Regions from separate parts of the Mus musculus genome. Here region 2 is linked to region 1. The links are chromatin contacts, found by Hi-C in ENCODE. All regions are on one chromosome and are shown on one strand. Each heading gives the region's core, a stretch centred on a gene start or an enhancer-like site at or near the end of the contact. The rest is flanking DNA. Distances are from core to core; before and after follow the strand shown. Region 1 has its middle 3.1 kb from the start of Gm26839. Region 2 holds the start of Psmc1 (protease (prosome, macropain) 26S subunit, ATPase 1).

Region 1 (4,048 bases), core at 949-3,448:
GGTTTGCAACTATGTTGGCAGAGTTCTGAGTTCTAGTGCTAGCCCCAGGTGCTGCCTGGAGGGCGGTCACCACCTCTGGGCTCCTGGTTCCCCTAGAGTAGCTAGCTCTTCTTTGATTCCATTCAGCTATCAGGATCTTGCTTAAGATTCTACTTGGTGCTAACTATAAAACAAAAACGATGCCTAAGAAAACGTGTGTGTGGGCCATTCCAATAGCTGGTTCTATTATGGGGGTCTATGTACTTACAGCCTATAAAGAGGCTTGCCCTTCCTCCTACCCCTCCAGAATATGGAACATTCATGAATTGAAGCAATTAAACATGAGATTATCCAAAGTTAAAATAGTGAAATAAATAATGATTTCAAGTAGTAGATGCTTTCAAAGTTGTGATGTTTCTCTCTCAAGCGCCTTTTTACAGACCCACACCTACCTTGTGCTTCCGGCTACCAGCAAGGTTGGCACATACCTGAAATATGTTCTTTATGAATTTCCCCCCCTCAGAAGCAAGCAGAGAAGGACAGTCCTCTCCCTCTCTCCTTCCCTTCTTCCCTCCTTTGGCATTTGATTGGTATTCTGAAACTACTGTTAAAAATTTGGCACAGCCATCCAAACAGTGCCAGCTTGAATGATTCTATCAGTGACTTTCTGACAACTGGGAATGAGCTAGGACTTCATTGAGCACCTTGCTCATTTGTATTGGTGAACGAAGCTGTACCTGACAGCGTAAGGATTAATTCTTCCAATTCTAAAGTCAAAACGGAAATTCACGGAAGTGCCAGTGATTTGAAGCAGGCTCATCGTTCGTACAACTCATGGTCACCTCCTTTGAACTGAGCAAACTCTGGGGCAGGCTGGAGCGAGTCAAGGTAGATTCTGGAAACTAACAAGTCTCATTCACTTCCTTCAGTTTGTAAAAACAAGCAACTGTCAGGTTTCCTGCCAATGGCAGTTTGCTGTACTTGCAGATAACTTCTCAACAGGAAATCCTTTGCTGAGAGGGACCAGTCATGCCATCAAGTCCCGGAGCACCAAATATTTGATAACGTGGGATCGTGAACTACACCCGTAATCGGATCATGGACACTACATGGCTCTAAGCTATTTGCTACACCATCAATATAGGATATTAAATAAGCATTAAGACATATTTAGGAACTCTTTCATCTCTCCCCCCACTCCTTGAGGCAATCAGTTGAGAAAAACAAGGGAGATGTGATATTCTTTTAGAAGTACCAAACTGCAATTTAAATAAAATTTAAAACCTTTTTAAGAAAAGGGTCCAGTGCAGTGCTAAATATACCACATATGGAGAGAAGTTATTTGAAACACAAATATAAAGACCTTGAAATTAAGGAGTCTGGCAGGGTGGGGGTGGTGTACACCTTTAATCTCAGCATTTAGAAGACAGAGGCAGGTGGATCTCTGTGAGTTTGAGGCCAGCCTGCTCTACAGAGTGAGTTCCAGGACAGCCAGGGCTACACAGAGGAATCCTGCCTTAAATAAATAAATAAATAAATATTTTAAAAGGGGTGCTGGAGAGATGGCTCAGTAGTTAAGAGGTCTCTTCCAGAGGGCCTGTGTTCGGATCCCAGCACCTACACGAGAGGGCTCACAACAGTCCGGAACTTCAGCTCCAAGGACTTCTGGTATGTGTCCACACCCACATGCAGATACATACACCTAAGCATAATTAATAATAATAAATACTAAAAAAAAAAAAAACCACCTTACCATTTAAAGATTGTCATGGATACAACAGGTCAAATTCTAGCCACTGTGTTGATTGTTATATCGACAAGTTTTACTGAAGCACCTCAAAGTCAAAATTTAGGAGAGGTATGTTTGGTTATTCTCTGCTTAGCAAAATGAGTGAAAAGGGGGCGCTGGAGGAGGTGACTAAACTTTTCTCCTTGGTATTCCTCACCATGAATAAGATATAGCTGATATGTGTGCTAACGGCCTGGAGGACCGCCCCACCCACCCAAAATAGCCTCAATAAAAAAACCAAAAACAAAAACGGGAAAGCACCGCTCTCCATTCACGGGAGAGGAAATGCATCTAATCAACTGGGCAGTCATATTTGCAGTCTGGAAATGGTCCTCGCTCCACTTAGGAGCACCTCCTCCCCCTGCTCAGCCACCAAGAACACCCTGCCCTTTGCTCCCCTGAGCACCAGGCATAGCCCAAGGGAACCTGTCCAACCCCCCAGAGACCTTCATGATCAAACACCTCAACTCCACCTGGAACCGGCTTGCAAGCCCGGAAACACTTCATAACGCCTTTGCCAAATGACCCTGCCTCCGCTGGCTGCATTCTGGTCTCTAAGTCTGTAAAAAAGGACTTTTGTTCTAACAGGAGAGACACACCTCTAGAAGCAGACACATAGTTCTACAATTAATGGCTCAAATGTACTCTTTGCAGCCTTCCTCTTGCTTAACTCAGAGGATCCAAAATGCTAAGTAAGCATGAACGCTCACACTGGCTTTCAGGCTCTTCCCTGAACTATTTTCAATAAAAATACAGTTATGAAATCCAGAGGGCTCTGTTTTTTGGTTGTTGTTGTAAAATGACCTTGGTTTGACAGGCATGGTCTCAGGTTTCAACAGATGTTGTGGGAAAGCTAACAGAAGCCAGCAAGTTCTCCAAGCATCTGTGATGACATGCAGGGCTTTTTTTTTCCCCCCTAAGTGGTGGTCATGGTAGTGAATGCATGTGTGGTGGGGGTGGGGTGGGGTTACACTTCTCAGTTTCTATGACAACCATGTCTCCATTCCTGGGTTACTAGATACCATCTACTTCCTGTGTCTAAATATTTAAACCAATCAGAAAAGTGTTTATACGGTTAACAACTTCTGGGACCCAGCTTCTTTAATGAGGCACTTTAAGGCTCAAATGAAGATGTCCAGAGAGGCTGCAGGCTGTCTTATAGAGATCCCGCTTCATCCCCTATCTCTAATTCTGCCTTCTGTGGTAAAAGACCCCCCCACCCCCGCCCCTTCTTGGATGTGAATTGTATTCTGCTCAAAGCAGACGCCACAATTTCTTGCAATAGTCTGCAAGCTGATCGGGATTGCTTGCCTTTCATTGTCTGTTTTCCCTTCCACTGTCTAAAGACTTAGATTTAGCGCGAGAAACATACTAATTCACAAGGCACTTAAATTATCAAAGTAATGATACAGTTAAGCTTCCATCTGTTGGTGTAGCTATTTAAATGCTCAGATGAAAAAAAAATTAGGAAAAATTAATTCCAAGTTGAGCAACTTTGCATCCTACAACTTATGGAGAGAAATCACTGTGAAGCCCCACATCTATCAGTGCGAGCTAGAAGCTGACATCTGCAGAGAAATTTGTCACCAAAATGGCCTACTTTATCTGGATAGAAACAACAACACAAAATTAAAGATAAAGACACCCAGAGCGAGCCAGATGCACCCAGATCAAAAGAGAAACCAGGCAGGAACCCATGTACAAGCCGGCAGATCTGAAATTAAGACGAGGTTTTAAAAGACGGTTTCGGGTGACTGTTTTCCTAAGTCCCCATCAGACTGACCAATCAGTGTGAGAGTTAGAGCGGGCTCCAGACATTCGTGCAGTCTTCAGGGCTCTCTGCACCCTCAGAGCTGCTCCCCCTGGCTAAGGCAGAGCTGGAGATCAATGGAAAAAACAGGGAACAAAAGGGAAATACTGATGTCTTCCTCAGCTCCGAGAGCCATCCCCATTTTCCTCAATGAGCCGGTAGCACCCAGCCTACAACAGCGCCACGGGGAGCTTCCACCAGCCCGGTCCAGTCCTTTCCGGGCTGGCAGTTTCGCCTTCGCAATCCTGTGTCCCAACGCTAGCATAACCTGGTGACGGAAGGCTCCCGGAGCCCAACCAATTGAAACTAATAAATTAAATAAATTAATAACCCCCACGATTAAAAGCTCCCAAGAAAGACCGCGTTCCCCTTTCCCAAATGTCATTCCCAGACTATAAACAAAGCATGAAAAATAGTCTCCCGGGCTAGGAATCTGGTTTTTTTTTTTTTTTTTTTTTTTTTTTTTTTTT
Region 2 (4,048 bases), core at 1,032-3,531, 550 kb after region 1:
CTCTCTCTCTCTCTCTCTCTCCCTCTGTTTTTCTTGAGACTGGGTTTCTCTGTGTAGCCCTGGCTGTCCTGGAACTCACTCCTCGAACTCCGAAATCCACTACCTCTGCCTCCCAAGTGCTGGGATTAAAGGCGTGCACCACCACTGCCCGGCCACACTACCTCTCTTAAGAGGACCCAAGAAATAGAAAATAATAGAACAACAAAAAAAAAAAAAAAAAAAAAACCCACAAAATTTATGTTTACTCCATGACAGATAAGTAAAAGCAAGCTGAGTTATCGAAGTCTCTCCGGATGCTTAGGGAGATGGAAGGTGTGGGTGGAAAAGAGGGAGAGTTCCCTCCACGACTGTGTAGATGGGCAGAAAGGAGATTTTAAAATCACGTGACTGTGGCACTTCTGAACGTTGTCTGTCCCACAGAAGGCAAGTCCTAAGCGTCATCGGTTCTGTGTGTGCCGGCCTCTTAGGGAGCCTCCTGTCCTTTCGGTCATATTTGGGTCACACTCCTAGGCATCCCAAGCAATGCTGGCCTTGAAGCCACTTTTAACACAGACCAGAACCCTTTAAATCTTCCCACTTGTAACTTTTTTGCCTCTGAGACAGAGGCTATGTAGCCCTGGCTAGCCTAGAACTTGCTACGTAGACCAGGCTGGTCTCCAACTCACAGTCCTCATGTCTCTACCCACTCTGGAGCCATTTACAGCTCTCGCCTTCTTACAACTCTCTGCTTCCATCCCCTTCTCCCTCTGTCTCACACTGCTGTCAAACAATCCAGTTGCCGTTCAGCGCCCAATCACACATCTAAACGTTGCTGCCACCGTTGGTCCACCGCCTTTGCCTTCACCACATCTGCTGCTTCTCTGTGCTACCAGTTCATGTCTCCAGCCTCCCAAGAGTAAATTTAACTTCCTCCCTTTACCATCAAAGCAGGCAAGACAAGACCAAAGGAAGTCTTTTATTGAGCCTCATGTTACAACATCCAGGGAGGCAGCAATGGAGTGTCCTCCAGCCAACTCACCCAGCAAGCTTGGAGCAGCCTGTATATATAGCAAGATAAAGATTCAGATAACCATAGCACACGTGGGTATTGATGAAGGTTTGTGTTGGCACCAGTCACCTTGTCCCTTTAACCTTCACCTTACAACACACAGTTTCTGTCTGCTGGACCATCAGGGGAAATAGCCCCACCTGGGCTAGGTAGAAATGATGGCAGGGTCTTCTGAAATTCATTGAATGATAGCAAAAGGTCTGATACAAGGTGTTGGGAACGGCTAAGGCCATCAACTGGGATTGTGTATAGTTCTCAGTGTGTCTGTGGAGTACTCAAAATAGCCAGGTCCTTCGGGCTGTTTGACTAACCAGTTCTTTTGTTCAAAGTAGCTGTTAATTAGGGAGTCAGATTTCCTATCCCTCAAACTCTTACTTAGGAATAGGAACACAAAGAGTACTTACATGGACAAGCTAAAGAATTTATCGTTAACATTAATAACACTAATTAATAACAATGTGTAACACCTGCCTGGGGCCCCAAGCCCCAGTTTGTGTCCCTCCTCAGTGATACTTGGACTCTCTCCACATTCAGTGTCCTGTCTTTTTTTTTTTTTTAATTTTTAATTACTTTGTTTATGTTTACATGTATGAGTTTGCACATCACGTGCTTACAGGTGCCCTGAATGGTTGTTAGTTGCCATGTGGGTCCCCTGCTCTTCACTGCTGAGCCCTCTCTCCAGCGCCTCAAGGGTAATTTTAACACAGTATTAGCCACCATCATCAGTCCCTTGTCATCAGAGGGAAGAAAAAAAAAAAAAGCACACATTTAGATCTCTTTCGGCAAAGAACTATTTTCAAGAGAGCTACAAAGTTCAGAAACTAAAGAAGATCATAAATGCTGTGTACACATCAACTTCTCAGTCCCAAGCGCCATTCCTGCCTGACATAAATACTTCTTCCCAATTATAATTTTGCATCCTTTTAAATTTCTAAAATTTTCATATTTTCCCCAAGTCTCCAACGTCCAAGATCATTGTCTTAAGTTACTGACAAAAGCCCAAGATCAGCTACTTAGAATTCCCTCGAGTAAACTATTTTAAGTGCCCACATGTTTAACCAATCCTTGTACCAAACCGCCGAAATAAGCCCTTCGTGCTCAACTTCGCCCGTGAGGAAGTTGGTCCCGATAGGCTTCCGTAGCCTGTTTTTTTTTTTTTTTTTTAAAGTTACTTCCGTTCTGTCCGGGTCGCTTTGGTGGATGCACTTCCGGCGGTGGCGATTTGGAGGACTGAAGGAAGATGGTGAGTGACTAAGGGTTTCGGCTGGTCGTCTCAAACATCCATGCGCCCCAAGGCGGGAGGACGAGGCGATGTGACGCTCGGGTTCATCGCGGGTCGGAGCGGATCTCACTCCCTGGCGGACGCGGGCAGGATGCACGGCGCCCAGGGAGAGACCGGGCTGTGAACCGCTCGAGTAGGCAGGCGCTGAAGGGCTGAAGCCGAGTGGGACAGCCCGGCCGACGCTGGGGACAGCGGCTGAGCCGCAGAGCCAGCGTAGTGTTTCTCCGCAGACGGCTCAGCGCTCTCCGGTTTGGTTGGTTGAGCCGGATTCAGATGTAGGCACGGAGGTTACCGGGCGAGCACGGTTGATGATGGCGCTTCCGTTCTAGAGCAGGGAGACAATAAATATGTCAGGGAACAGGACCGGGCCAGATCGTTACGTAGCTGTGTTGTAAGAAGGTGGCTGGTTTTGTTAGGGTATCAGCGAAGGACCCTTCGTGGATGTGAAATCTAAATCGAGGCCTAAATTAAGGTTGTAAGGGAGTAATCTGTACTGATAGCTGAGCGAAGCCCGGGCAGGGCAGAGGGTCAGGAAATGCAAAAGGAGGCAACCCTGAAGTCCGCCCGAATCATGAGCTGCCAGGCCAATGCATCTGAATGTAGGTGAAGGCCAGAGCACACAAAGGACCGGTGATGACTTTGAAAAGTATCCCAAGCCGGGCGGTGGTGGCGCACGACTTTAATCCCAGCACTCGAGAGGCAGAGGCAGGTGGATTTCTGAGTTCGAGGTCATCCTGGTCTACAGAGTGAGTCCCAGCACAGCCAAAGTTACACAGAGAAACCCTGTCTCGGAAAAGCAAACAAACAAACAAACAAACAAAAAGTATCCCGAACATGCGCCAGGCATTTCCCCAGAGTTGTTCTTACTTCTTAGAACAACCCCGAAGATTATTATTAATGTCCCCATTTTAATGAGGAAACAGAAATACAGCCAGTGACCATTGGTGGGGCACAAATCCTTTCTTTTCTAGAGCAGTTGAGAAACCCTCTGGGTTTGAGAGACAGCAGAACTTAGTGTGATTTCTGTCTAACAAGCTTTGTGACAATATACAGGGCCGTTAACCTCCCTGGACCTTGGTCCTTTTATCTGCCTGTGTATCAAGGGGGCTTTGAGAATCAAGCGGCTCAGGGGTAAAGAACACCTGCTGCACTTTGAGAGAACCCACGTTTGGTTCCCGGCACCCATGCATGCCAGCAGGCTCCAGAATGGTCTGTAACTCCAGCTCTGAGTAGGTCCGAGCCTTGCGTGTGGTCGAATGTGCTTTATGCTTGGCATCATTTCTGAGGTGGTTTTGTCCTGGTACTGAAGCCACCAGTGTTGTAGTGAGAGGTGCTTCCCTAGGGTGGTGAATCAGTGAGTCCACTGTTACTCCTGTTTCAAGCTCCACTGTTGGGCAGATGGGATGGCACTCGACATGAAGCCTGGCAGCTTGAGTTGACTCCAGGACCCACAAGGCAGAAGGAAAGAATCCCTGGAAGTCGCCCTCTGGCTTCCTCTCGAGTGCCCCGGCATGCGGGCACAGACCCACACGTACACTAAACCACATATCTTTGCACAGGAATTTAAAGGACCACCATTTAAGGCATCGCCCAGTGTTAAGCATTGTTTTAAAGTCAGAAATCCCGATGAGCTTTTCATGCGTTTTAAGATGACAGCTTTTCAGATCGGGAAGGAAGTCTTGTCTGGGTCCCAGGCTGTCAGGATAGGAGCTTGGTAG

The links. A loop is a pair of places that touch in the nucleus more often than their neighbours do.
Region 2: a loop to region 1 is called in a map of T-helper 17 cell, with 7 times the contacts of the local background. The contact joins the promoter of Psmc1 here to the enhancer-like site in region 1. A Hi-C loop is called at or near these places in 2 of 37 maps with a recorded cell type or tissue (T-helper 17 cell and T-helper 2 cell).

The regions. Positions count from the first base shown.
Region 1 is chr12:99,558,762-99,562,809 of GRCm38, forward strand. It overlaps a transcript of Foxn3 not described here. Among named protein-coding and RNA genes, the nearest start is that of Gm26839, 3.1 kb to the right of the region's middle. Within about 2 kb of position 2,199, at least 2 of the 3 ENCODE cell types and tissues checked have a DNase peak (open chromatin) inside an H3K27ac peak, as active enhancers do.
Region 2 is chr12:100,107,921-100,111,968 of GRCm38, forward strand. Psmc1 (protease (prosome, macropain) 26S subunit, ATPase 1) reads left to right here and starts at 2,282. Exons shown (of 11, transcript NM_008947.3): 1 at 2,282-2,291. The coding sequence starts at 2,289.